3 separate regions of the Homo sapiens genome follow, and regions 1 and 2 are each linked to region 3. Evidence: chromatin loops called from intact Hi-C (ENCODE). Cell type or tissue: OCI-LY7. All regions are shown on one strand. Links, peaks and the distances in the headings refer to the core of each region. The heading gives the core; the rest is flanking DNA. Region 1 has its middle 51 kb from the start of DEFB131A. Region 2 has its middle 77 kb from the start of DRD5. Region 3 overlaps SLC2A9 (solute carrier family 2 member 9).

Region 1 (9,828 bases), core at 3,416-5,915, 520 kb before region 3:
TCCCACCCTGGATCTTAGGACCCCCATCGCAGGGTGGTGAGGGACCCCCCGCGATGCTTGGAGTAAGAGCCAGCCCCTCTTCCCCCTCTGGCTCTTAGGACCCCCATCGCAGGGGGGTGAGGCACCCCCCGCGATGCGGGGAGTAAGAGCCAGCCCCTCATACCCCCCGCCGGCTCTTAGGACCCACATCGCAGGGGGAGTGAGGCACCCCCCGCGATGCGGGGAGTAAGAGCCAGCCCCTCTTCCCCCCCTGGGTTTTAGGATCCGCAGTGGACTCACAGCCTGTTTATCACATTGTGAGTAATATCATCTCCCCTCTGGAAATTATGAACTATTTCACAGACGGGTGTACACCGTCTGTATTGGTAACAATATCATCCTCGTTCTCCCTGAATATTAAGAACAGTATCACAGGGGTGTTTCTACTCCCTGCGATATTGGGTGTCATATCCTCCTCTCCCAAGTGGCAATTAGAGACAATATCAGTGGGGTCGTGTCCACCTTCTGTGATATTTAAAGTAAGATCATCCTCTTCCCTCCAGGATCATGGGAACAATATCCCTAGGGGGTGTCCACTTTCTGCGATATATGTAGTCATATCACCCCCTCCGCCTTGGAATATTACGAAGGACCATCTCACACGGGGGTGTACACTTCCTGCGATATTGGAAGTAATATCAACCTCTCTTCCTCTTAATATGAGGAAGAATATCACAGGGTGGGTGTACACCTCCTGCTCTATTATGGGGAGGCATATCTATCTATTATGGGGAGTAATATCATCCTCTCCCTTTCAGGATATTAATAACAATATCCCAGGCTGGGTGAACACAGCCTACGATGCTGGAATTATTGTCACCCTCTCCCCTTCGGGATACTAGGAACAATATCACAGAAGAGGTGTACACTCCCTGCGATATTGGGAGTAATAGCATACGCTTCTTCCGTGAATATTAGGAGCAATATCACCGGGTGGCTGTACATTCATTGCTATGTTGGCAGTCATGTCATACTCCACCCTCTGGATATTAGGATCAGTGTCACAGGGTGAGTGTACACCTACTGCGATATTAAAACTAATATCAAGTTCTCCATCCCTGGATATTAGGAACAATATCACAGGTAGGTGTACACCCCCTGCGGTATTAGGAGTAATAATATTATGAATTATTAAACATCAGTCTCATTAATGATTATAAATGGTAATATTAATTTATAGTATAACTTTATTAGTCATTAATGATTATTTTAAAGATATGATTGTGCATGATTAAAATTAATTCTTACTATTAGTGCCATTTTTAATAATATTAGTTATTAATATTAACATTAATCATTGTTTTATTACCAACATCACTTATGATGGATTTAAGTAACATTAATTACTGATATTATTATTTTACTATTAATATTGATATTGCTATTATTAATTGTAATCATGAATATTTTTAATCCACATTAAGTTTTACTGTCTCCACTGTAGTTATTAATATCAATGATTACTATTAATTGTTATTATATTTATTAATATTAATAATTAATAAAACTGTTCCCGATATCCGTGGGGGAGAGGATATTACTCCCAATATCGCAGAAAGTGTACACCCCTCTATGATGTTACTCCTAATAGCCAGTGGGTAGAGGATGACATTATGGAAAATATCGCAGTGGGTGTACATCCCTTCGGTCATCTTGTTCCTAATATCCTGGGTGGGAGCGGATGTTACGACTCCCAAAATCGCAGTGGGCGGAGACCTCCCCCGTGATACTGTTCCGAACATCCAAAGGTGGAGAGGATGATATTTCTTCCAATTTCGCCGGGGGTGCCCACCACCCCTGTGATATTGATCCTAATATCCAGGGGGCGAGAGGATATTAGTCTGAATATTGCAGGAGGTGTACACTCCCTAGGGTTATTGTTCCTAATATCCAGGGACAGAGAGGATGATATCACTCCCAATATAGCAGGGGGTGCACACCCCTTGTGTGACATTGTTCCTAATAGGCAGCGGGGGAGAAGAAGATATCACCACGAATATCGCAGGGGGTGTACACCCCCTTGTGACATTGTTCCTTCTATCCTGGGAGGGAGAGGAAGATACTAGCGGCAATGTCGCAAGGGCTGTACACACCCACTGTGATATTGTTCCGAATATCTGGAGGGGGAGAAAATGATGTTACTTCCAATATCTCAGGGGGCTTACATGCTCCTGAGATATTGTTTCTCAGGTTCAGGGGGAGAGGATGATATTACTGCCAATATCTCAGGGGTTGTACACACCTCCCGTGATGCGGGGAGTAAGAGCCAGCCCCTCTTCCCCCCCTGGCTCTTAGGACTCCCATCGCAGGGGGGTGAGGCACCCCCCGCGATGCGGGGAGTAAGAGCCAGCCCCTCTTCCACTCCTGGCTCTTAGGACCCCCATCGCAGGGGGCTGAGGCACCACCCACCATGCGGGGAGTAAGAGCCAGTTCCTCTTCCCCCACTGGCTCTTAGGACCCCCATCGCAGTGGGGTGAGGCACCCCCGCAATGCGGGGAGTAAGAGCCAGCCCCTCTTTCCCTCCCTGGCTCTTAGGACCCACATCGCAAAGGTGTGATTCACCCCCCGCGATGCGGGGAGTACAAGCCAGCCCCTCACCCCCCATGGCTCTTAGGACACCCATCGCAGGGGGGTGAGGCAACCCCCGCGATGCGGGGAGGGCTGAGACTGGGGTCCGGGCTGTTCCGGACTTCAACACTCACCCTTTGTCCCCACGCAGGGCTATGGCGTGTGCTCGGTGGGGCTGGAGCGGCTGGCTTACCTCCTCGTGGCTTACAGCCTGGACGCCTCAGTCGCCTCACTCCTGGGCCTGCTGGGCTTGTGGCTGCCACGCCCGGTTTCCCTCGTGGCTGGAGCAGGGGTGCACCTGCTGCTCACCTTCATCCTCTTTTTCTGGGCCCCTGTGTCTCGGGTCCTTCAACACAGCTGGATCCTCTGTGTGGCAGCCGCCCTTTGGGGTGTGGGCAGCACCCTGAACAAAACTGGACTCAGCAGTGAGTATAGCTGTGGGCACTGGGAGGGTGGGGCAGGGTTCTTTATGGCTATCTGTGGGTGGTTGGCTAGACATAGACATCCCAGGGACAGATATGGGGTCCTATGGTCACATAGCGTCCTGTGGACATGGCGGAGGCCGGTGGGGCTTCCTGTGGACACTCCAGGGGTGGAAGGGAAGTCTCATGGACACACTGGGGGCAGATGGGTAGGGCGTGGACACCCTGGAGACAGGTGTGGGGGTTCCACGTCATGGACATTCCGTTAATAACTCAGGGTGGGCACAGGGCCCCATCAACACTGGAGGGTCAGTGTGAAATCTCGTGGCTACACGGGGCAGGTGTGGGGCTCTGTGGACACCCCTTAGGGACAGTATGAAAAACACATCAGGGATTCTCCCTTTTCATACCAGGGGACAGAGCTTACCCTGTCATAGTTTTCGTGACACTTGGAGCATATGTTTTGGTCTCTGCCTCACGGAGCATGCGGTAGGAGCAAGTGGCCTGTTGTACATCCACGGCATAGATACAGACATGGGACTTTGTATAGAGAGGAGCAGGCCTGCAGCCCCAACCCAGTCTGCTCAGTACCAGAGTCCAGGCCCCAGGTCTGGGCTGCTGGGGAACAGGGCCCTGTTTGCAAAAGGCAGCGAGTGGGCCCATGTTCAGCTCCAGGATGCTCCCTGCCCACAGATGGGCACATGCAGTGACACACAGCTAACACACATGGGCACAGTCCTGCAGGGCATCCATGTCAGTGTCTGTTCTGATGGGCCGAAGCCATGAACAGATTTGAACGTCATCCTTGGGGGTGTGGAATGGCACAGGTCATGCCTGCTGCTGGTAGGACAGAGGCTGGCTGGGAGTCTCTGTCTGTAGCAGGGGCTGGAGCCTCATACTGCACCACAGTCTCTTGGCTGTTTTGCCCAAGGATAGCCAATTCTGGGCAGAGTCCAACCTGGGTATCTTGGACCCATGTTGTGCCCTGTCTGGTCATGGCATCCCCTTGCCCAGCTCCATATCCCATCTCCATAGGTGAACGCTGGGGGATCCTTGTCTCTTCATAGCAGCACTGTGGGGGTAAAGTCACCCTGCAGGGCCCCAAGACAGGAGTGTTCATGTCCTGAGTGTGTGGTGAAGGTGTTAATAGTGGCCCCTATGATTTGGCAGGTGCCATGCCCACTTTCTCACTTTAGAACTTCAGAACACAGCACACAATAGGCATAGGCTCATCTCACCATTGGGAAAAGCAGCTCTGGGGAGTTAAGTACCCAAATCACCCACAGAGCCAACGTTACAGTCCTGAGAACGAGTGTGCATCTTCTGACTCCCAATGCATTACTCTTGTTGCCCACCCTGGGAGGACTCACTGGAAAGGAAGCCCCCTCTCCATGCTTAGCTTCAGGTTTGATTTGCAGAGTTGGCAGCTGCAAACAGTTCGATCTCTCTAGTCCCGGCTGAGGAGGAGAAACAGCGCCTGCAAGCTTGGCACTGCACACCTGCGGTTGGGGACAGGACATGACTAAGCACAGAGCTTTCTTCTTTTGAGGCCACGCATGTGGTGCAGAGCGGGACCACCTGCATCCACACAGCCCGGCGCACCTGCTCCTACTTCTGCTTAGCGTGTGAGCAGCTTGGTGACCAGGGTCTCCACCAGGGGGCAGGCCAGGACCGGCTTACAGCACTTTCTAGGGGTTCTCTGGTCCCGGGCTGGGACACATACAGGGCTTAGTAAAGTTCATAGATGGTAGCTAGGCAGCCCCAGGCCCCAGGTGACACCTCTCCCCTGCCTGCCCTGTACTGCCTGCCTGCAGCACTCCTGGGAATCTTGTACGAAGACAAGGAGAGACAGGACTTCATCTTCACCATCTACCACTGGTGGCAGGCTGTGGCCATCTTCACCGTGTACCTGGGCTCGAGCCTGCACATGAAGGTGAGACTGGGCAGGGTTGGGGGCCCCATTCCCAATGACAGGTATTTCCTTAGCCCCTGCCCTGGCTTCACAGCTTCCTAAACGCCACCCCTTCCCAAGCCAGTCTCTGGGCCAAGGCCCCATTCCTGCAGCCCACTGGGTGGCCCCCAACTCAGCACCCCACTTACTGGACCACCTCCAGCCAGTCTCAGTTTGCCCATCTCTGAGGGGATTTGTGGGTGCATCACAGCCATCCTGTGGGCTGTTTGGTACCCGGTTGTCCAGATGTTGCGTCTGTCTCCCTTCATGGCCTGAACGGGAGCAAGCTACTCATGCTCTGCTCCCAAAAGATGGTGGCCGGTCTAGCAAGTCCCAGTTGCTAAACATTTTTTAAAAATAGAACTAAAGGCCGGGCACGGTGGCTCACTCCTGTAATCCCAGCACTTTGTGAGGCCGAGGCGAGTGGATTGCCTGAGGTAGGGAGTTTGAAACCAGCCTGACCGACATGCTGAAACCTCGTCTCTTCTAAAAATACAAAAATTAGCCGGGCGTGGTGGCAGGTGGCTGCTACTCGGGAGGCTGAGGCAGGAGAATCGCTTGAACTGGGAGGCGGAGGTTGCAGTTAGCCGAGACGGGGCCTTGGCACTCCATCCAGCCTAAGCAACAAGAGCGAAAATCTGTCTCAAAATAAAAATAAAAATAAAAATAGAACTAAAAATAGCAGGGAGTGGGCCGGGAGCAGTGGCTCATGCCTGTAATCCCAGCATTTTGAGACGCTGAGGTGGGGGTATCACCTGAGATCTGGAGTTTGAGACCGGCCTGGGTAACAGGCTGTGAAACCCTGTCTCTACTAAAAACACAAAAATTAGCTGGGCATGGTGGCACGTCCCTGTGATCCCAGCTTCTCTGGAGGCTGAGGCACAAGAATGGCTTGAACCTGGGAGATGGAGGTTGCAGTGAGCCAAGATTGTGCCACCGCACTTCAGCCTGGAGGACAGAGCGAGACTCTGTCTCCCAAAAAAAAAAGAAAAAAAGAAAAAAGAAAAGCAGTGAGTGGGCTGGGCATGGTGGCTCACGCCTGTAATCCCAACACTTTGGGAGGCTGAGGCAGGAGGATTGCTTGAGGCCAGGAGTTCAAGACCAGCCTGGGCAACATAGGAGACCCTGTCTCTACAAGAAATTTAAAAATTAGCTGGGTGTGGTGGCGCGTGCGTGTAGTTCCAGCTGCTTGGGAGACTGAGGTGGGAGGATGGCTTGAGCCTGGAAGATTGAGGCTGAAGTGAGCGTGCCACTGCGCTCCAGCAGTGGTTGGGGGAAGGGAGGGAGGGGGCGCAGTGGGGAAACGGAGCGACCGTGTCTGGAAAAAAGAAAAGAGCAGGAAGTATGCATACAGATATGTGTGTATGTACTGAGCTATGGTGTGAAATCATTCCTGACTGCGGGTTATAGTCAAATCCCCATGAAGAGAATCACTACAGCCCACGGGTGTGTCAGGGACACAGTGTTGTGAGCCCTGGGAAGGCAGGGCCTGTGGCCAGCACTTTATCAACACTGGCACATGCACCCTATGAGGCAAAGGGATTTGCATTGTCCCCGTACAGAGTGGGACACTGAGGTCGCCAGGGGCATGGCGACTGTAAGGGACAGTGCTGGATGTGAGCCTCGCCTGCAGGAGGCGGTCCAGGAAGCGTGGGTGGAGCGGCTGGAGAAGTTGAGGGTCGCGTGGCCCGGGAGGCTCCCGGAGGAGGGAAGGGCCTATCTCAGCGAGGGGCATAGGCGGGGAAGGTGCGGGGCGAGGCGGCCGCGGGTCCCTGGCATCCCTCTCCGTACACCCAGGCTAAGCTGGCGGTGCTGCTTGTGACGCTGGTGGCCGCCGCGGTCTCCTACCTGCGGATGCAGCAGAAGCTGCGGCGGGGCGTGGCCCCGCGCCAGCCCTGCATCCCGCGGCCCCAGCACAAGGTGCGCGGTTACCGCTACTTGGAGGAGGACAACTCGGACGAGAGCGACGCGGAGGGCGAGCATGGGGACGGCGCGGAGGAGGAGGCGCCGCCCCCGGTGCCCAGGCCTGGCCCCAAGCCCGCTGGACTCGGCCGCCGGCCCTGCCCCTACGAACAGGCGCAGGGGGGCGACGGGCCGGAGGAGCAGTGAGGGGCCGCCTGGTTCCCGGACTCAGCCTCCCTCCTCGCCGGCCTCAGTTTACCACGTCTTAGGTCGGGGGGACCCCCTCCGAGTCCCGTGCTGTCTTCAAAGGCCCCAGTCTCTCCTCCCCCACGTTGGGGACGCCCCTCCCAGAGCCCGGGTCACCTCCGGGCTTCCGAAGCCCCCTCTAAGGCGGAGTGGAGCCTTGGGAACCCCTCGGCCAAGCACAGTGGTTCGAAAATACAGCTGAAACCCTGCGGGCCCTTAGCAGGCGCCCCAGCGCCGGAGCAGGGTCAGGGTCTTCTTGCGACCCGGCCCCGCTCCAGATCCCCCCAGCTCTCGGCCTCGGACCCGGGCCGCGTGTGAGCGCGCTTTGCACCTCCTATCCCCAGGGTCCGCCGAGAGCCACGATTTTTTACAGAAAATGAGCAATAAAGAGATTTTGTACCGTCCTGACTGGGGAGTCCCAGGCCGCGTGGGACGGAGCGCCCCTCGGATGCAAGCCCGTCTGTCCCAGCCTCTGGGCGCGGTGGTGACAGGCCCTGACCTAGAGGGACCGCGGGGTGTGGGGAGTGCGGAGCCCTACTGGGGCGGGGCGAGGTGTCCGTAGGCCCCGCCCACCAGCCCTTCCTCCCTCCTGAGGCCCCGCCCCCCATACCTGCCTGCCTTTGCCAGCCCCAGCCAGGAGAAGGGAGTGGCGGAGCGGCTGGCAGAGACAGAGGAGGGTGTGACGGCGTTGCTGGCCCCCCATGGGTCCAGAGGGCGAGACAGACTCTGGATTCACACCCTCCACGTGCCTGTGTAGGCATCCTCGGCCCTCCAGCGACCACCCCCACGTCGGACAGGGTCCACTTCCAAGCCACGGTGGGGTCACCCTGTGCCCAGTAGGGGCCTTGGAAGTGGTGGTTGGAGGCCAGGTACGCTCGGTTACTACCCTTTCCCGGCTACAGCCTCAGCTGCGATGCCCACGAGAAACAGGCTGGTGGAGGGGCAGACCCCCTACAAGACCTGAAGGTGCCGTTCCTCCACCCGCTCTTCTTGTGGCCAGAGGAGAGGGACACCCCCGCCATGAAGAGCTCTGAACAGTTGGGTGAGGACAAGTGGGGGCCGTGGGAGGGCCATGGAGCCCCCAGCTGCACCCCAGCAGGCCCGGGGCTGGCCCACACCATTCCTCACTCCCCACAGCCTCTCTTCCCCTGACTTTGGCGAGACCCTCGTCCGTACCTCCAGGCTCCATGCCTGCCTCAGCATAGCTCTATGGATTCTCCCAGCCCTAAACTGGCCCCATCTCTCCTCTCTGCCCTCATGTGAGTTTGGTTCTTGAAGCCTCTAGTGGGCCCTGGGGCCAGACTCTGTGGCCTTGGACAGGGAGTCTCCCATATGAGCCACAGGTTCCTTCTCTGTTGAGTGTGTGAGGGAACATGTTGGAGCCCTTAGTGTGGTGGCTGCAAGCACCCCAGGCCCTGTAAGAAACACAAAAGGGTGCGGTGGGAGACTTGACATTTTCTAAATCTGGGAGGGAACGCTGCCTTCCTCACGCCGACCTTCAGTGAAAAGCAGACTCAGAAGCGGTCCCGAGGTGCCACCGTAAGCTGGGTGAAGGCCAGCACTGTGTGCTTCCAGTTCCCCCTCAGCATCTGTAGATTGAGTGTTCTCTGGAGGTGGCTGGCGACATCCTCCTGGCAGCTTCCAGCAAAACCAGTCGGAGTTGGGCAAACTGAAGCTCGGATGATTCACCTCTGAATGGAGGGCAAGGTGATATTTGGAAGGGTGTTGGCCCCTGGGATGCTGGGCAAACGGGGAGCGGGTGCCTGGATAGTGGGCCTACAGCTCTTCCCAGTTCTGAGTCAATTCCATTGTCCATGGTGCCAAGGAACAGAGGCTCTGATGTTGAGCAGACTTGAAGGTGATCCAGGCACATAGAGTGGCCACTCGGGGGTTTGGCTCCTGGCTGTGCTCTTCCTACCTGGGCATTTCCCATGAGAAGGCTTCACAGGCCACCTGGCTGCTCCTGGCACATGGAGAATGCCCAGATGGTGACATGTGCCAGACAACACATATTTGCACCTGATAGGCCACACACATGCAACATGCAAACACACGTGGCGGGTAACACCTGTGACAGACACTACATGACAACGCACGTGCACACATGATGGGAAACACATATCACAGGCCGTGCAACAGGAAACACACATCACAGGCTGTGCGACGGGAAACACAGCGCAGGCAGTGCGACGGGCCCTGGCAGCAAGCTCAGCAGGCTGGCTCTTTTCGAGCAGGAGAAGAGCTCATTGTAAGAGATGACACTGGCGTAGGTGGCACCTCCCCTGTCTCCATCACCCTCGGATAAGGTGACTGGGTGGAGGTTCTGGACCACTGAGTGGACGAGCAGGTTGTGTCATGGCCTCCGTGTCTGATTGCCACCCTCGCTCCCAAAGCAACTCTGTGATTTTGTCGATCTGCACTGTGGGGATGTTTCTTTTTCTTTTCTTTTTTTTTTTTTTTTTTCGCAACGGAGTTTCACTCTTGTTACCCAAGCTGGAGTGCAATGGCGTGAACTCAGCTCACTGCAACCTCCGTCCCCTGGGTTCAAGCGATTCTCCTACCTCAGCCTCCCGAGTAGTGGGGATTACAGGCGCCCACCACCAAGCCAGGCTAATTTTTTTGTATTTTTAGTAGAGACGAAGTTTCACCATGTTGGCCAAGCTGGTCTCAAACTCCTGACCTCAGGTGATCCACCTGCCT
Region 2 (9,828 bases), core at 2,724-5,223, 310 kb before region 3:
GAGCCTCCATGTCCACCTGCGCCTGCATGGTCCCCGAGCTGTCCCTGCAGGACTCCATTGGAAGTGAAAGAATTGGGCACCGGGGAAAAGCTAGGATGCCCCACACTCCCACACCATGCGGGGAACTCGGGCAGAGGACAGTGAGCAGGGTGGGCTTGGGGCATGGAGGGCTTGCGGCAGCAGGAGGGCAGCTCAGCCCAGGGAGGGAAGGTCTGAGCCCAGCAGCCCTACTGTGTGCTTCAGAGCAGGGTTCCCTAAGCCCTTGGGCCTCGGTTTCCTCATCTATAAAATGGAGGTGGCAGGAGAGGCAGTCGGGTTCAGGGCTGGACACAGCTGTGGCCTGCAGGATGCTGGAGCACAGGCTATACAGGCGGATCCACCATGCCACTGTCCTGAGCACCCAGTCGATGGAAGACGAGCAGGATGACTGTAAAGAAGGGGAACTGGCCCCGTAGTGTGCCAGCAACTGTCCTCAGACCTGACATTTGTCAGCCCCCAGCACCTGTGAGGGTGTGCTGTCTTTGTCCCATCTCACTGACAAAGACACTAGGACACACAGAGGCCAAGCGACCCCTGAACTCCCGCAGACTGCAGCCCGGCCACCTGGCTCTCATGCCTCCACACTACACCCAAGCCCCCCAATGCCATCAGCCTCTGCTCCAGCTCCCCCTGAGCACAGCCCCTCCTGGGAGCCATGTGCACAGATGCACCTGCAGCAGCCTCTGCCTGCACACAGAGACACGGATGATCCAATGCCTGCCCACGTGGGGCAGCCCGTTAACTACAGAGCCAACAAACAAGCCAGCACACGAAGGCATACTGGGTTCCACGACAGAGTCCCGCAAAACGTCGCACAGGAGGCTGGCTGGGCGCGGGGCTCAGGCCTGTCATCCCAGCACTTTAGGAGGCTAAGGCAGGAGGACTTCTTGACGCCAGGAGTTCAAGACCAACCTGTGCAACATAGTGGGACCCCATCTCCACAAAACATACAGAAACTAGCCAGGTGTGGTTGCGCACACCTGTAGTCCCAGCTACTCAGGAGGCTGAGGTAGGAGGATGGCTTGAGCCCAGGAGGTGGAGGCTGCAGTGAGCCCTCATCTCACCACTGCACTCCAGCCTAGGCAACAGAGCAAGACCCTGTCTCAAAAAGGCAAAAAAAAAAAAACAACAAAAAAAAACAAAAAAAAAAACAGGAAGTCTTTCTTCAGATACTTACATGAAAAAATACCTGCAATATCTTTTAAGTGAAAAAAGTGCCAAACAGCACACATAGCATAAGCCCCTACCAACCTTTTTTTTTTTTTTTTTTTTGAGACAGAGTCTGGTTTCGCATTGCCCAGGCTGGAGTGCAGTGGTGCCATCTCAGCCCACTGCAACCTCGCAACTCCCAGGTTCAAGCTATTCTCCCATCTCAGCCTCCTGGGTAGCTGGGACTACAGGCGCGTGCTACCACGCCTGGCTAATTTTTGTATTTTTTGTAGAGTTGAGGTTTCGCCATGTTGGCCAGGCTGGTCTTGAACTCCTGACCTCAAGTGATCTGCTGCCTCAGCCTCCCAAAGTGTTAGGATTACAGGTGTGAGCTACTGCGCCCCGACCCATTTTTGTTTAAAAACTAATAATAATCACCCACACATGGTTTTGAGTACCTATATTCCCAACTACTCAGGAGGCTGAGACAGGAGGATGGCTTAAGCCCAGGAGTTTGTGGCCACCTTGAGCAACATAGCAAGACTTCATCTCAAAAAAAAATTATCACAATCATCATTTTCACATAAGTATACCTATAGGGGAAAACCTAGAATATATATACAGCAGGCTTGTCCAACCTGCGGCCCAACACAAATCTGTAAACTTTCTTAGAACAGTATGAGGAGTTTGTGTGATTTTTTTTCTTTTAGCTCACCAGCTATCGCTAGCATTAGTGTATTTTATGTGTGGCCTAAGGCGATTCTTCTTCTTTCAACGTGGCCCATGGAGGCCAAAATATTGTATATCCCTGATATACACGTGAACAGGTGCCATTGGCAGGATTATAGAGACTTCTACACGTTCATGTCTGTTCTACTTCATTTTTAAAAATACGCATTTTCCACTTGTAACAAAAAACTGTGATTGAAAATCATCCGAGGTCACAGTGTCTCACACCTGTAATCCCAACACTGTAAGAGGCTGAGGCTTTGGGAGGCTGAGGTGAGTGGATCACTTGAGGTCAAGAGTTCAAGACCAGCCTGGCCAACACGGTGAAACCCCATCTCTACTAAAAACACAAAAATTAGCCAGGCATGGTGGTGCACGCCTATAATCCCAGCTACCCGGGAGGCTGAGGAAGGAGAATCACTTGAACCTGGGAGGCGTTGCAGTGAGCTGAGATTTCGCCACTGCACTCCAGCCTGGGGCACAGAGTAAAACTCCGTCTAAAAAAAAATAATAAAAGAGGCTGAGGCAGGAGCATCACTTGAGGCCATGCGTTCAGGACCCCATCTCTACAAAACAAAAAAATTACTGGCATGGTGGCATGCACCTGTCATGCCAGCTACTCAGGAAGTGGGAGGATTGCTAGAGCCCAGGAGTCGAGGCTGTGGTGAGCAATGACTGTGCCACTGCACTCCAGCCTGGGTGACAGAACAAGATCGTATCTCAAAAAAAAAAAAAAAAGAATCATTCTGGCTAACGGCTCTTCAGACATCTGTGCTTCTGAGAACACCAGCCCCTTCTAAGCTTTGTGTGTGTGTGTGTGTGGTGTGTGCGGTTTTTTTTTTGTTTGTTTGTTTGTTTGTTTTGAGATGGAGTCTCACTCTGTCACTCACGGTTGAGTGCAGTGGCACAATCTCAGCTCACTGCAACCTCCGCCTCCTGGGTTCAAGCAATTCTCCCACCACAGCCTCCCAAGTAGCTGGGATTACAGGCACCCACCATGATGCCTGGCTAATTTTTGTATTTTTGTAGAGATGGGGTTTCACCATGTTGGCCAGGCTGGTCTCGAACTCCTGACCTCAAGTGATCCGCCCGCCTCGGCCTCCCAAAGTGTTGGGATTACAGGCGTAAGCCACTGTACCCGGCGGCTTTCTAAGCTTTGTGAAGAGTGGGTTGACTGAGCAGCCAGGTAGATGTGGGTTCAGATCTCTGCTTCTGTCCCGCTGTGCCAAGTGCTAGGATGGACGCAGGCAGAGAGTGGACAGCAGCACGGTGCCTGCTGCTAGCCATTTCTATGCAAAACCAGATTTCTTGTCCCATCCTGGAGGCCAATTCTAGGCACCTGGGTGGGCCTGGGAACCTGTGAACCAAGTAAACTGACTTGGACACCCCCCACCCCGCCAGGCCTGTCCTAGCAGCCCCACACAAAATGCTCATGTCCTGTCCCCAAACACCGCCATCCTCAAACACGTGTTCTGTTTCCAGGCCGGGCCAGGATCACATGGGAAGCGGAAGCTCATCATGACCAGAAACTGTTTCCCTAAGGAGAGCACTTGGAGATGGCAATGCTGAACCTCACACTGTAGGACTCACACACGACTCCAACAGGATCGTGAGAATCAAGTCACTCTCGTGGGAAGAATTTTTATATGGGAAAGCGGATAAAACTTTCATTGGACTGGAATGTTTGGAGAGTGTTAATTTCCAAATCAGGAACCACAAAGTGCCCTCTAATAAGACATCGGCTATCTAAGCGTGTGGGTGCCCCCTTTCTGCCAGCAGTTCTGGTTCTTAAGAAAATCACCATAAATCAGACATGAAAATTCTGGCTCCGAAAATAGCAATTTCTTTGTGCAAATAAAAACGTGTGTATCAAGTATGATGTTCCCCCAACGTGGACACACTCGGTTCCTCACAAAGCCAAGCCCGCTGCAGCTGTCACATCCCTGGGCTTATGGTGCAGCAGGTGCTTTTTTCAAGACAGGAATCAACATGTTAGGAACACGGCAGAAAGGTGGCACCTGGAGACCAAACGCAGGCTAAGGAGTACTGCAGAGGTCACAGGGAAGTCACAGAACAGTAATACTCTAGCAGGAGCATGGGGCGTGAAGAACAGAAGAAGACAGGAAGCGTTTCTGAGCCTCCAGAGAAGAAATCAGGGCCAACCACAGCTTCCCCGGTCACAGAACCAATTCATTCACCAGGCGGCACCACTGCCGTCATATCAGCTTCTGGCCACTGGGAGGCGCTACTCGAAAGGATTTGCCCTGAGACTCCGAGAAGAAGCTGCGGGAAGGACAGCAGGGGCCCTGGGGTTTTAGCCTCTGGCCCAGGAGTTCTGTGTCCATAACCAAAGGGAGCACAGTCTGCACCCAGCTCTCATCCCATCGGAGCTTCTGCGACTCCCGCAGGTTCTTCCGGAACTGGTTTAGCTTGCCCTCAGGGTCAGGAAAGTTTGAGAAAAGCATCTGCAAAAAAATAAAGAGCAGAGCTTACCTCATTGCCTGTCCCAACCCCATCCCAGGTCACCACCTGGATGACCCCAGGTCCCCGACCCAATAACAACCCCTCCCAAGCCCCTAACTCCCTCACTTGAACTCAAGACCCTTCACGCCCCAGCAGTGCTCCGCCTCCAACTTGACATTATGCTTTCCGGAAACTTCCCCTGGAAACTTACCTGTATGTCCCACTTTCCCACACTTGGTGCCCTGGAGCACCTTCCGGCCTCTACATGCTGTACGTTCCCCTGTGAGCACCCTCCTCTCGGCCTCTGGCCAACACAGTCCCACCCATCTGTGGGTAATGAGTGGCTGTCGGTGTTCTTTTCAGCCTTGCTAAACTGTCTGAATCAAGGATCACAAACTACAGCCTGCAGGCCAAATCCAGCCCACAGCCTGTGTTTCTAAATAAAGTTTTATTGGAACAAAACCACACCCCTTAATCTACAGACGATCTGTGGCTACTTTCACACCACAACAGAGTACCATGGTTGTGACAGAGACTGGGGCACCCAGTCTAAATGACTTCCGACCTGGACCTTTACTGAAAATCCTCCCAGTCACTCTGTTGGCAAGAATGATGTATTACTTTTAGCAATAAGAAACAAGTAACCTTTGCAGAATTCCGCCCATCTTTCAAGGCTGGTCCCAGAAGCTCCCTTTACCTACACACCTACCTGATCCTGATCACTTCCTAAACTGCAGCCCGACCCACCCGGCTCCAGCATCATTTGTGGAGTGTCAGCTCCATAAATCCAGAGGGCAGGAGGGGGTGTGTCCTAACTTTCCCGAGCCTACTGTACCAAAACTGGGCAGCAGAGAGGGCCAGCATCTGTGACCTCTGCTCCCTCCCTAGCTTTTCCACCAGACCCCACATGGTCCCACCCTGGCTGTGAGAAGCAGGGATCAGGGAGCGTGGCTCGGTGCCAGTCTCCAGAACCCTGCCCACCCGGGCGTGGTGGCAGACGTGGCTACCTGCAGCTGAGCTGCCAGTTCCTCTGAGTCCTCAAGGACCAGGCCGTTTTCTTCATGTTTCACCAGCTCATGTAAACTGCAGAGAGAACCAAGGGAGCCTGAGAGCTGCCTGGAGAAGATACCAGACCGCTGTGGTGCCCACCAGGGCTCCCACCCACCCCACGCTCAAGCCAGGCTGGGGGTTGGAACAGGGGGGTGTGGTTTCCAGGAGCTGGTTCTTAGACTTGGCATCTGAGGGTACAAAGGCCTGGGGGGGGCGCTGGTGCACATCAAAATGGCCAAAGCGATTTGAGGAGGGAGCCTTAAGGAGGGTTTGTACCTTCTGTGCTGCATGCTCTTCAAGGACTGAAGAATTATTTTTGCATGTTTTTCTTAATTCCATGGCCATGGAATAAGTAAAGGCAACCCCCTGGAGACTGGCTCAGCACATAAAAGATGACTTTTCTAGGGCACCAGGTTTGATCCTGACATTCCCTGAGCTCAGATCACACGAGGGGCTCACATCCCTGAATCCCATCCAGGGGCCGGCTCCTGAGCAGGGGCCAAGGGCTCAACTTGTGCTGAGGCTACTGCTTCTAGAATCTCCTCTAGTGCCACCCTTCCAAACACCCGTCTATGCTGGGTGGAGTGAGGCCACAGCATGACACTCATTCAACTGATTCAAACCCACCACGTAAGCTTGGCCAAAAGGGACATGGTGGGAGAGAAAACAACAAAGAAAACCATGTAAGCCTGCAGGCAATTCCCGCCAATTCTACTCCAGGAGCAAAAGCCCCGAGTGGAGTTCTAGTATTTAAGATGCTTTTTTTTTCATATTAGGTTGGTGCAAAAGTAATTGTCATTTTTAATGGCAAAAACCGTGATTACTTTTGCACCAACCTAAATATAACATGAGCTCTAAATGGAAGCAACTACTTCAATGAGGCTCAGCCCAGCCACAGCAAATGCAGGGCTCCTCCTCCTGGCCTCCAGTGTGTGCTGGACTGACCGAGGGACAGGGCCTCACTGTGGGCATCTCGCTCTGCACTGCTTCCCCCTCAGCGGTGGATTTGTGAAGCTATCCCCAGAAAGATTCGGGTTCTGCTCCTACCACTTGAAGTTCATGGCACACACAGGCAAACAGCACCCGAACATGTCCACCACCTTCATGGGCAGGTCCAGGCCACTGGAGGACATGTGCAGACAGACACCCAGGTCCACCGACCATGCTAGGCAAGAGGGGTGCGGTCAGAGCGCTGGTCTCTGCCTTGGGAACACAAATCCTCCCAGCACAGTGAGGGAACATCCCCGGAGGGGAGTGAAAATCTCATAAGGCCCCCAATATCACCAAGCACAAGTGGCTTAAGCTGGCCAAGCAGCCACACGGCCTGGCTGGGACATCTGAAAACATAAGTTGACACTTTTTCTACATAACCACAATTTGGTTTTGTTGTTGTTGTTTTGTTTTGTCTTGTTTTGAGACAGAGTCTCACTCTGTCACCCAGGCTGGAGTGCAGTGGCACAATCTCAGCTCACTGCAACCTCCACCTCCCAAGTTCACCTCCCACCTGTAATCCCAGCATTTTGGGAGGCCAAGGCGGGTGGATCACCTGAGGTCAGGAGTTCAAGACCAGCCTGGCCAATATGGTGAAACCCCATCTCTACTAAAAAAATACAAAATTAGCGAAGCGTCGTGGCAGGTGCCTCCAATCCCAGCTACTCAGGAGGCTGAGGCAGGAGAATCGCTTGAACCTGGGAAGGCAGAGGTTGCAGTGAGACAAGATCATGCCATTGCACTCCAGCCTGGGCTACAAGAGTGAAACTCCATCTCAAAATACTAATAATACTAATACTAATACTAATACTAATAATAATAATAAACCACAGCACACCCACCACAAACCAGCTGTCACTGTGAAAATAAAGCCATATAGCTTAACATTTCTAAAGACTAGCTGGGGCCAGGCATGATGGGTCATGCCTGGAATCCCAGCACTTAGGGAGGCCAAGGCAGGAGGATCACTTAAGGTCAGGAGTTCAAGACCAGCCTGGCCAACACGGTGAAACCCTGTTTCTACTAAAAATACAAAAATAAGCCAGGTGTTGTGGTGGGCTCCTGTAATCCTGTAATCTACTCAGGAGGCTGAGGTGGGAGAATCACTTGAACCCAGGAGGCAGAGGTTGCATGAACTGAGATCGTGCACTCCAGCCTAGGCAATGCAGCGAGACTGTCTAAAACAAAGACTAGCTGGAGAGTCCTGCCAGGAAAAGGCCCTCAGCCTCCAACTGCTCTGCTCACTCAAAGCCGGAAGATGCAGCTCTAGAGACGCATCAGGACCAAGACACGACTCCCCACTTGGAGGAATCAATGGGGAAAGAGACGGAGGCAAAGGAGAACCATCTCACTGGGAGAGGCGACGCTGTTTGACACATCATCCTTGTACCTCCCAAAGCCACTGCCCTCCCACACCTGGGCAACAGTGGCCCCAACCCCAGGCCCAGCCCTCCTGCAGGAAGGAAGAGGACTGAATGGAGGGCGTGGCAGGCTGAAAGGACGTGGCCTCCTCAAACGCCTTGGTAAACGGCCTCTGGGGCCAACTGGCAGGGAGGGGCTGGCACACCAGGAAGTAGCCTCCTCCTGGGAGTTCAGCCAGAGCCAAGGTCCCGTGCCCAAGTGGCCTCCAGAGCCACCTTTTCAGAAAAAGCACATCCCGCCCACCCCGTTCCCCCTGCTTAAGGCCCCGCCTCCTCCCTGAGCCTCCTGCTGGCCTCTCACCTAGAAGCAGGGGGTAGTCCTCGGCCTCCAGCCAGGGGGTGCAGACCTGGATATGCTGGAAATGCTTCTGGTGGATGAGGCAGCTGTAATACTCCCTCAGAGGCCGTTTGCCTTCACAGAGAAGAGGAGACACTGCCATGGACCCGTCTCTGTCCCTGCCACGTGGCCCCAGGCCCAAGACACTCCCCCCTAGGAGGGATCCCTTTCCCAGAAGCTCCACTCCTCGGCAGCTCCAGTCAGGCCCCATGCGGGCCCTTCCAGAAGCAACCCAGGAGCCCCAAGACCTGCAGGGGTGTGTGCACGCTGACCCCTGACGCACAGCCCTGTACCTGCAGCCAGCTGGCCTCGGGCTGCAAACATGGCGGGGTAAGCACTGGCCTGGCACCCGACCGCCCACTGGGTGGATCCAGCCTTCTGTCTGTGTTGTGCGCAGGGGACACGAGGACTCCCCCTTCCCTGACACAGCCTCCAGAGCACATGGCGCGGGTTCCAAACCACTCCTGGGAGCCTAGAGGCCAGAAGAAGGAGGAGAGCAGGACCAGCAGCTGGCCCAGACCCCGCCTCTTCCCACACCGCTTCCGCTTTTCTCCCTCCTCACTGAGTCACCTTGAAAGGGCTCAGCAGCAGTAACTGTGGGACAGGGGCTCTTCCATTTGAAAAATTAAGAGGCTCGGTTAAGGCACCAATGACATGGCCGGGCACAGTGGTTCATGCCTGTAATTCCAGCATATTGGGAGGCCAAGACGGGTGGATCACCTGAGGTCAGGAGTTCAAGACCAGCCTGGCCAACATGGTGAAACTCTGTCTCTACTAAAAATACAAAAATTAGCCGGGTGTGGTGGTCACCTGTAGTCCCAGCTACTCAGGAGGCTGAGGCACGAGAATTGCTTGAATGTGGGAGGCGGAGTTTGCAGTGAGCCCAGATCGCACCACTGCACTCCAGCCCGGGCGACAAAGACTCTATCTCAAAAAAAAAAAAAAAAAAAAAGACACCAATGACGTAACAACAACAAAAAGAAGATGCTTGGAAACTACTGAAAAAGTAAAAAGTTTGGTATCTACAGATTCAAATCTGGGCTCCCTGCCCTGCTGTGAAACCCTCTGAGCCTCAGTTTCCCCCATGTCAAGCAATATAAGACCCTATGGCAGAGAGCTGCAGTGAGGATTAAGGAGACAAGATCGTGGGAAGCACAGGGTAAAGACTGCATGCTCCGCCCCCTCCGCCATCCCCCAACCAAACAGAAAGCCAGGGTCCCAGGCGGTACCTGTTATCACACAGACGAGAGAAGGAAGGTTGTGTCCGTCAAGAGTCAGTTGTTCAAACTCTGTGTTTAAAAAAAGAAACAATTCTACATGGAATTTCTGATAGAATTTTTTTTTTTTTTTTTCTGACAGACTCTCGCTCTGTCACCCAGGCTGGAATGCAATGGTGCGATCTCAGCTCACTGCAATCTCTGCCTCCCAGGTTCAAGTAATTCTCATGCATCAGCCTCCCAAGTAGCTGGGACTACAGGCGCCCACCACCATACCTAGCTAATTTTTGTATTTTTAGTAGACACAGGTTTCGCCATGTTGGCCAGGTTGGTCTCGAACTCCTGACCTCAGGTGATCTGCCTGCCTCAGCCTCCCAGAGTTCTAGGATTACAGGTGTGAGCCACCATGCCCATTCAGAAAAAAATTTTTAAA
Region 3 (9,828 bases), core at 3,464-5,963:
ACTTTTGCCAAGCCTCCAAGCATTTCCCCCAAGCTACAGGCCAGAAACTGCACAAACAGGCACCAAGTTCACTGTCTACCCTTTTGATTAGCCCTGAACTGTCCCGCCCACCTCACCTTCTGTTCCCCCAACCACTGCATTCCCTGTTTGCTTTCTAATTTTTATTTTCATTCATAACTCCTATTCAACACATTCATTATCTCAACTTTGGTCCTTTTTTCTTGGCGACTTTTCTTAATGTCCATCCCCCAGTGGTCGTTCTGCCTAGGCTGACTGTTCTCTTGGGCTCATTGCAATGTGGGATCCTCCTACAATCATAGGAAGTGCGTGAGTCCCAGGTCAGGAATCCATCCAGGTCCATCACCTCAATAGTTGCTTCTCATGGATCAGCTACTCTTGAACCCCTCACCCTTTGGCTTGTTTTTTGTCTTGGTTGGGCCCTTTTGGACTGAAGTCTGGGCTCCATACTGTCGGCCCTGCCACAGACCTTGCATTTCTTTAGAACATTGCTTCCAGAATCTTCCTGTAGGCTCTGTGGACAACACCCATGAGCAAGAGGAGCTTTGACTCATGCTTTGCCCAGGCACCACCATCCCACCCAGGCCTGTATCAGCCCTGTCTGCCCATTTCAGTCCCCAGAGAATGTCCCTTGGGGCTCAGAACCCCCCACTCCAGTCTGTGGGTCTCCATCCAGCCCTTAACAACCTCTCAGGTGGATTCTAGACACTGGGTGCTCACAGGTACCAAGAGGACATCTTTCAGCACAACTCTGGCAATCATCCCAGATGATTCTAGCAGTATAATGAAGCAGGTTCCAGGCACTGCAACATTTTCCTACTAAAGGTCAACGATTACAATGGCATAAATCTGAAGCCATTTTCAAGGATTCAGATTAGCACATTTGCATGCATGACTGTCTGAAAATTCAGGCTACATTTGATTGGTATGCAAATTAGCCCTAAATTTGGCAGTCTTTTACAATAACTTCAGGATGTTTTAGACAGACAGGTAAGTAAGTAGATGGATAGACAGAAAGATACAACTATGCCAATTGGAGCTAGTCACTGGAAACAGAAAGGACAAAGCCTAGACAATCAGCAATACATGAACAAAAGAAAGGAGATTAGAAAGCAAACATCTTCAGGAAGATTTAGGTGCTCCTATTTAGATGCTATGCAGCATAGGCTGTGGATTAATTATTCAGCCAGCCAGCCCTCTGCCCAGAGGTACTAATGACACAAGGAATCTACAAGAGCCTCCTCCCTTTTCTAAAACCTCTAGCACAGGGGTTAGCCAACAATTGGCCAGCAAGGGAAACCCTAGACCACCATCTGTTTCGTAAATAAAATGTTATTGGCACATACCCTCACCCATTCATTTACATATCATCTATAACTGCTTTATCTCTACATAGCAGAGTTCAGTAGTTGCAACAGAGACCATATGGCCAACAAAGAAAAACCACGCACTATCTGGACCTCCACAGAACATTTGCTGGACCTTCACAGAACGTTTGCTGATTCACAGAATGCAGCAGATCAGCCTAGTGGAACAGAAAGAAGGGATACTCAGGAATTAGACAGACCAGTGTCCAAGTCCCCATCTGTGAACATGGTGGAGGTGGTCCCAGAAGTTTTCCATAGGACAGACTCACAGCTGGCAATTTGTTTGAGAGTGAAGAGACCTAAGGACTTGCCTTGGACTCACTTTAAATTTAAATTTATCCATTTGCTCATTTAGCAAATATTTTTTATAAATGCTTACAATGTGTCAGACATTGTTCTAGGTGCTGGCACTGCAGAAGCAAGGACCTTTCTAAAGTGAAGGGAAGGAGGACAAGAAGTAAAGGAATATGTCATATCTCAGGTAGTGTTAAATACCATGAGGAGAAATAAATTCGGTGAGGGCTAAAGCGTGATGGAGGGGTGCCATTTTGGATAGGCTGGTCAGGGAAGACATTTCTGAGGAGGGGACGTCTGAGCAGAGGCAAGAAGTAATCAAAGGAGAGTGCACAGGAAAATCAAGGGAAGAGCACTGCAGCCAGCAGGAGCAGCACGCACAAAGGCTCTGAGGTTCCAGCGTGCGGTGTGTTTGAGGGGCAGCAAGTGGGGAGAAGTTTGTGTAAATGGAGAAGAGGGAGTGAGGGGGGAAATGATGATGACAGAGTGGTCACATCTGTCATGTGTCATGTGTCACGGCCCCAGGTACCGTGTAAGTCACCACAGTCTGGCTTGCTTTCTAGATATAGTGGGTTTTGAGCGGAGGGACAATATGATCTTGCTTCATTTGTCAAGGATCCCTTTGGCCTTTGGGTGGAGACTAAACTGTAGGAACCAGAGTGGAAACAGAGAAACCAGTTAGGGTTTAGTGTAGAGAATGAATAGAGCCTAGCTACTGTGGTGTTCATCTTGGTGATCAACGCACCAGCACAGCACAGATAACCCTGATTTTCAACAGCTAAGGACAATAAGAACCTCTTGCCAGTTCATGCAAAGTCCAGTGTGCGTTTAATAGTTCTCTGCCATCTGGGGGAAGAAAGGACTGAAGATCTTTCTTCAGTGCTGCCATAACCAGGGATGCTGCCATAAACCAGGCCTCATGTGGCCTATCAGCACCTCTGTTCACATCCCATCCACCAAGCTGGCCAAGGACCCTTGTGGATGCACGAGGTGCAGGTGTTCTCTTCCAAATGAGGCATGAAAAGTAGTCAGATCCTGGGGATTCTTGGAAAGTTGGGTGGCCAGGAGGCACATCCAGGTGACTGTGTTGAGGAGAAGCCAGTGGGAATGTTTAGGAAGTGTCCCACCCCTGAAACTTGGATGTATTGGGTTCCCTCAGCCTCAGTTTCCTCGCCTTTAAAAGGGGGTTAGTGATAGCTGCCTTGCAATATTATAACAAGGATCCAGTGTGCACACAATTCTGAACCTGGGTCAAGTGCAGAGCTGGTGCCCAGAGGCGAGTTATTTTCATTTTCGGCATTACAGAAAGTTTCCAAATATCTGAGGAGAGAGGAGCACTGAGCGTTTTTAAGGTTGAGGCTGGGTGGCAGCAGGGCCAACGGCAGCTACTGCATGGATTGTTCTAACAGTGCAAGCTGCCTGCCCTGAAGGTAAATGCCCACTGCCTGGAGTCTGTGCCCCGATCACCTGGGCCCCCAGTTATCTAACAGCTGGAAAGGCGAAGCTGGCTGGGCCGAGGACTTACAAGCCTGGGCCAGTGCTAAAGGCAGCACACCTTCCCATGGGGCAGCATCCACACACCACCCCCTGGTGGCAGCCTTTGTTCATCATCTCTGTGAGCAGATACCCTCCCCGCACTCCAAAGCAGCACTAATATCTGCACCTCTTCTGTTCCAAGGGTTTCTTTCTCCTTCTCGAGAGCCCAGCACCCCAGGTGAAGCCTAGCTCTCACACCCTAAACCCCTGCCAGGCTTGGGTCCTTCCAGCCTGTGTTAGATTCCATTCCTTAGAGGCTCTGCTCTGTTCCTGGTCTCCCTGGTTCTGGGGCTGCCTCACTCACCCGTTTCTAAGCCCACTGCAAGGAGAAGAGAGAATTCGAGGTGATCGCTGGACGCTGGGCTGAGCTCCTCCAGCATCACATCTCCTTTCATTTCGCAGCGACCTCACAAGGGGCTCGACACCAGCCCTTTACAGAGGCACCTACATGGTGCCTGGGATTCTCTGCAGGATTCTGAGCTGGGATTCTGTGCAGGCCTGCTCAGCTCACACTCAGGGCAGTTTCCACCTCGGAAGGGCCTCCCAGGGCGAGCCTTGGCCCTCAGCCTGCTCATAGCCTGGGTGGTGCTGGATCATGCTCCTGTTCTGGCCTCTGCAACCTTTCTGATCTGGCTTCAGCTCCCCTTTCCAGCCTCTACCTCTCCACCCCACTGGACCCCACATCCAGCTACCCTTAGGTCTCCACCATTCCCAGAAAGCCTTGAGCTCTCTCTTTCAAGCCCCAGTGAGGCCCCACTGACCTCCCCAGGTAGAATACAGTCCTTCAGCTGTCCTGTGGCTCCATGCAGCCTGTCTCACTGGTGATTATTTATTGAGCCTCTGTCACTGCTGCTGGTCTTGGGGCACCTCGAGGACATGGATGTGTGTCGTTTTCATCTTTCTACCCCAGATACAGCAAGGTCAACACCCAGGGAAGGGCACTGAAGGATTGCCTGAACAGCTACCCCTCTCTTCTCACAAAGCAGCACAAGTAAACATAAAACATCAGGACCTTTAGGCAGAGCAGGAAGAGGTTACATGACCCCAAACCCCATAGGGAGGGGAAGAGTTTGGGGAATGATTCTAGCTAATAATAAAGCTGTCTTCGGTTTCTCAGTTAGATCAGGTCCTTTATGAGAATTGCTCTATGAGAACCCCGAGGGAGGGAGGGGTTGGGACAGGATTCAGACAATCACAGGTGCCTGCTTGTAACACGATGGCAGCATCATCCACCTTATGCTTGAGCCCCTAGGGTTGTTGCAGTGAAACCTTGCTCTGTCTTTTGGTTGGTAGATGGACAGGTAAGTAGCCCTGGGCTTGCTGTGGCTCCTCCCATCTCCCCTTGTTCCTCTTTGCCTTTATTGATCATGCCAAACTCCCCCCATGGCTGGACTGTTGGCGCCTGCCATTAGTGGTCAGGGGCAGGAAGGAGGGGCAGAGAGCATGGCACGGATCTTGGATTCAGACAGACCTGGGTTTGAATTCCAACACTGCCACCTCCTGGCTGTGTGAACCTGGGCAAGTTGCTTAAACTGAGCTTCTGTTTCTTTGTTCATGAAATGAAGGTAACATCAGTAATTAACTACCTTGACCTGAATTGTGTCCCCTCCAAAAATGTTGCATGACATTTTTGTTGCAAGGATAGGGCATGTTGAAGCCCTAACCCCGATGTGATGGTATTTGGAGATGAGGCCTTTGGGAGGTTACTGGGGTTAGCAGAGGTCATGGGGGCGGCCTCATGGTGGGATGAGTATCTTGCTCCCTTGCACTCTTCCTCCCTCTGCCATGTACAGGCAGTGAGAAAGAGGCCGTCTGCAAGCCAGAAGGAAGGTCCTTGCCAGACAACGAATCCACCGGCACTTTGATTTTGGATTTCCAGGTTGGAGAAGTATGGGAAAATAAATGTCTTGCTGAAGACCCCAGGCTGTGCTGTTTTGTTACAGCCAAAGACACTGACGTCTCTGTATTTCTGAGAATGGAATGCGCCTGGCATGCAGTACATTTTGGCAGAGTTGATGAGCTGGCCATCACAGTCTCTGCTCCTCTTCAAAGGCAGAGAGCACATGCTGGGAAGTAGCTACCCAACTGGGGATGACACTTCCCAGGCCGTGGATCTGGGCAGATGGCTCAGTCCTGGACTCAAGGCCTCCTCGGGGTGCTTGCTCTGGGCTCCTCTAAAGTATGCATGACGAGCCGTGGTCTCGAGGTTCAAAGGACACCAGGCTAAAAAGCGCCTTGTGATGTCTCAAGACTGAACACCTTGCTGCGCATACTGGCCACAGAGGTAGAGCTCCGATATCCCAAACAAGAAGTCCCATGGCCTAACACTGCCTGGCACAGAAAGGATCTGTTTTAAAAATGACTGAAAATGTGTCTGATGCCTGGGAAACCAGAAGCCCGCCCAGGGCCAAACTCTGGCTCCACTCATTATGTGACTGTGGGAAAGTCAGTGAACAGTGTGCCTCAGTTTCGTCATCTGTAAAATGGGGATAATGATGATCCATACCTCACAGGGCTGTCATGAGGGTGCACTGAGCTGATTAACGCATGAAAAGTACATGGAGGAGGGCCGGCACCTCATGAGGGCTTTTTCCATCTGTGCTCTTACTGATGCTGCCATAATATGTGTCACTCATCTTAAGAACGGTAAAGGCCACCCTGGCTGTGTAGATCTTCAGAAATCTCCTTTCCCGAAACGGAGGGAGGGCACGTTAAACTCTCTCTGTTTGGCTTACCATGGTCTTTCCCATTAAATACCTCTAAGCTCTGGCCCCTCCTGTCCTTCTCACTGACACCAAAGTTGTTTTTCTAAAAAACAGTGAGCATATTAAATAAGTAAATAAATAAGGAGGCACGTGTTCTCAGGACCTCCTGAGGGTGTGTCATGGTTAAAGAAAAATAAATTTTAATTAAAAAAATGTGAGTTGCAAACCCCCACCCCCATGAATCTGCCATGGCTCCCTACTGCCCAAGACTAAAATCCTACTCCTCAGCCTAAGATCTTAGGCCCTCTTCTTTTGACTCCATCCTGCTTTTCCACCTCTTCTTTCATCCCAGCTCTGCATTCCCCCTAGGTACTGGCACATCACACGCTACTAACTTCCTAATATGCCACCATGTGGGCACAGCCAGGCCTCTGTGTGTGTGCTTCAGCTCCCCACCTCCCTTTGACACCTGTGGAAATTCTACACATCCCTCATGACTCAGCTCAAATACCACCTCCTCCAGGCTGTCTTCCCTGATCCCCAGAGTTGGATACATTATAAACTCTCAACAATGCTTGCTGAATGAATAAGTGAGTAATGGGATTCCTCCGTCCTCATGTTCCCATAGTCAGTGCTTGAACCCATATCATTCTATCCCAGGTGTAAGTTTCACATAACTCTGCTCCACAAGCCATGAGTGCAAAGGTTCTCCCCCACCTCTCACCTGGATGTTTTGATGAACTTTCAAGATGAAGCAAGAGTCCAAATTCCTAGCCCTCTTTCAAAGACAAATATCGACAAGCCAGATCCCCATCTTGGAATGACGTCACAATGACAAAATCAAAGATCACTGACTGTTGGCAGTGCTTACTGAAGCCATCTAGGCCCCCTGGTTTTCAAACAGTTTTTAGCAACAGAAATGAACAATGTCAAATAATTAACAGACTTTTTAAACATAGAACTGACCTGCGCAAATAGTGCTTAGATCCGTGAGGCACCTCTGCAAAATTCCAGGGCTCATGGGAACCTTTGAAACTCACTGACCCAGGCTTCCCCTATGTTTTGTACACAAGGATGCTGGACTCCCAAGCAAGGAAAAGCCTGGAAGGCACCCAGGGCTGTCCTCAGCCTGCTTCCTGTCTGCCCCCAAAACAGCTTGTGCTCCAAGAACCTGGAGCTCCCCGCATTTCCCCAGATGTGTCCTACATCCGTGTCCCCAAAACGGCCTGTGCTCCAAGAACCTGGAGCTCCCCGCATTTCCCCAGATGTGTCCTATATCCGTGTCTCCAAAACGGCCTGTGCTCCAAGAACCTGGAGCTCCCCGCATTTCCCCAGATGTGTCCTACATCCCGGCCCCCCATCCATCACTCCACCTTCCAAACTTAGTCAGGCATCACTTCCTGCAGGAAAGCTTCCCTCAAGCCTCCAACCTGCCCTTGCCTGTGGGTGGTGGTAGGTCAAAGCCAAAGCCAGCACCCACAGGATAGCATCTAAACCTTACAGCCTAGGTAGGCAGTACCCAACCTTTAACTGCAAACCAGAGGCACAATGTGAAGAGGGCCTGGGAGAATTGCACCTGGATCTGATTTCAGAGTAAAACACAAGCCAAAGATGGGTCTTATCCAGCAGATACCTGAGTGGCCTCTGGTTGTAATTTAAAGTCAACAACACCAGGCCGGGCACAGTGGCTCAAGCCTATAATCCCAGCACTTTGGGAGGCCAAGGTGGGCGGATCGCTTGAGGCTGGGAGTTCCAGACCAGCCTAGCCAATATGGCGGAACACCACCTCTACAAATACAAAAATTAGTCGGGTGTGGTGGTGCATGCCTGTAGCCCCAGTTACTCGGGAGGCTGAGGCAGAAGAATCACTTGAACGTGGGAGGCGGCGGTTGCAGTGAGCCGAGATCGCACCACTGCACTCCAGCCTGGTGACAGAGTGAGACTCCATCTCAAAGATGATAGATAGATAGATAGATAGATAGATAGATAGATAGATAGATAACAACAACAACAAAACAAATCAAGAAAATGTCCAAGTTTCCATGCATAAGGCCCCTCCTGGTTCTTTCCCCGGCATTAGGGGCCAGAGGATCGCCCCCCACCCCACCCCGGGACTTCCGAAGCCCCCTCTCATCTAGTCTCCCAACGTTCTCCCAGGACACCCGCCCTCCAGCCGCAAGAACTGTCATCCCCCGCCCCTGTCCCCGTGTCATCATTGTCTGTCTCTGTGCCTCCCCTCTCCCCCGAGTGGGGGCTAATCTCTGTCCCCGCGGTGTCCCGCGCCGCGAGCGCAACAGGAGGGGGCGCTGGAGCCCAGGGCCCTTGCGCACCCGAAGGTTTCCGCAGGGCCGCAGCGCCCTCTGCCGGGCCTTGGCGCGCACTCACCGGGGTGGGGGCATTCACCACCGACAGGTTGTAGCCGTAGAGGAAGGAGGAGCCGAAGGCGCCCGCGAGGGAGGCCACGAGGAGCGAGCAGGACCAGTCCTGAGGGGAGAGGAAACCACGTCAGAGCCGGCACCGGGCGCGCAGCCAGGGCCGAGGGAAGACCTGGAACGTTCCCTCAGCTGGGGGAGGCCTTCCGGAGGAGAAGTCTTTGTCCTTGGCTGGGGTAGAGACAGAGAGAAGAGACGCAAGTTGGGGACCTGCAAGTAGGGTTCCAGTCCAGGTCCGCGTGCGCAGGCCGGGCGCCCTCAGGTTTAGCGGCCACGCCCTTGCGTTCCTTCCGGGTTGCGTGAGGATTCCTGAAACGCAGTTTTCAGCAGCTGCTCTGGGCAGCTCCACACGATCCTTTCAGCGAAGTTGGCGAGTGTCCGACCCAGACAGAAAAAAGCAAAGCCAGACTCCAAGCGCTATCAGCCAGGCGTGATTCTAAGCACTTTTCTGCGCATTGTCTCTGAGTCCTTAGATCAGTGCTGTTATGTCCTGTATTACAGGTGAGGAAAGAGGGGCAGGGAGCGTGGCTGGTGCTGTCTAGGATGGGGACTGAAGTCCAGGTGGCCTGGCTGCAGTGCCCCTCTAGTCACCACTGCACTGTCCCCTGCTGACCCGTCACCTGAGTGCCGTTGTCCAAGGGCCTGAGACTGCCGACAGCCAGACAGATGTGCACACACGCTTACATGCACATACTGTTCCAGTCTGAGGCGTCAAACTACAGGGGCTGGTCCAAGCCTCAGGACAAGGACCTGCAGACGTAGAGATGCAAGGTTTGGCACAGAGAACAGGGCGCCTGCCTTGGTGTTGTCCTGCCCTGCAGCCCCATCTAAGGACAGCCACCACCAGTACAGGGCCATAGGGCAGAAACACCTGGATCCCTGGCAAAGGCTGACAAGCTGGCATGAGCCAGGGCAGGAGGGATGGCTGTCCTCAGCTGGTCAGGGAATACAGGCCAAGTGGACAGGGGCCAGGTGCTCCGGAAGGCACCTTCTTTGCCATCATTTGACATATTTGTGAGTGTGTGTGTGTGTGTGTGTGTGTGTGTGTGTGTTGTAGGCGCCAGGCCCTGACAAAGCTGTGGGGGTGCAACAGTGAAGAAGACATATGGATCCATGGTTCAGGGACCCATATCAGTCAAATCCCGTCTGGAAGGGAATGCGGGTCTCTTGATGGCCACTTACCTGCTCTGCCAGTCTCGTTTGTCTCCTCTAGTGCCACCAGCCACGAGATAGAGCTTTGGGGCTTTGAGCCAAGTGATATCAGCTTTACCTCCAGGGCCAGTCCCCTCAGCTGTAGGAGTCTGAGCAAGTGACTTGACTTTTCTGGGGCTCAGCTTGCCCACCTGTGAAATGGGATCTTAATAGCAGCACTGGCCACATATGTTGTTGAGGAGCCTGCTGCAGAGGAGGTGCTCCGTAGAGGCTGCTGATCACATGCGGGGGCAAGAGGGAACATTTATAAGCCTTGGGGATGGG

What was found. Hi-C counts contacts between places; a loop is a spot of excess contacts. Peaks named below come from ENCODE experiments on the same cell type or tissue, not always from the same donor. Only the 100,000 strongest peaks of a DNase experiment are listed, where the experiment ranks them.
Region 1: it touches region 3 in a loop (15-fold over the local background); 2 of 110 quality-filtered maps call a loop at or near these places.
Region 2: it touches region 3 in a loop (11-fold over the local background); 63 of 110 quality-filtered maps call a loop at or near these places.

What each region holds. Positions count from the first base shown.
Region 1 is chr4:9,490,978-9,500,805 of GRCh38, forward strand. It overlaps the pseudogene UNC93B7. Among named protein-coding and RNA genes, the nearest start is that of DEFB131A, 51 kb to the left of the region's middle. In OCI-LY7, for the core only: a CTCF peak has its summit at 4,696 (motif pointing right); a DNase peak (open chromatin) is centred at 4,654.
Region 2 is chr4:9,699,497-9,709,324 of GRCh38, forward strand. It overlaps the pseudogene FAM86MP and the pseudogene ALG1L3P. Among named protein-coding and RNA genes, the nearest start is that of DRD5, 77 kb to the right of the region's middle. RefSeq lists an enhancer at 3,959-4,018. In OCI-LY7, for the core only: CTCF peaks have their summits at 4,153 (motif pointing right) and 4,352; a DNase peak (open chromatin) is centred at 4,125.
Region 3 is chr4:10,010,670-10,020,497 of GRCh38, forward strand. It overlaps SLC2A9 (solute carrier family 2 member 9), which reads right to left. Exons shown (of 12, transcript NM_020041.3): 2 at 8,306-8,404. LOC124900664 (a long non-coding RNA gene) reads left to right here. Exons shown (of 2, transcript XR_007058026.1): 2 at 1-5,984. Among named protein-coding and RNA genes, the nearest start is that of SLC2A9, 5.9 kb to the right of the region's middle. RefSeq lists silencers at 1,356-1,650, 3,169-3,228, 8,137-8,296 and an enhancer at 4,478-4,577. In OCI-LY7, for the core only: CTCF peaks have their summits at 4,674 (motif pointing left) and 4,708 (motif pointing left); a DNase peak (open chromatin) is centred at 4,692.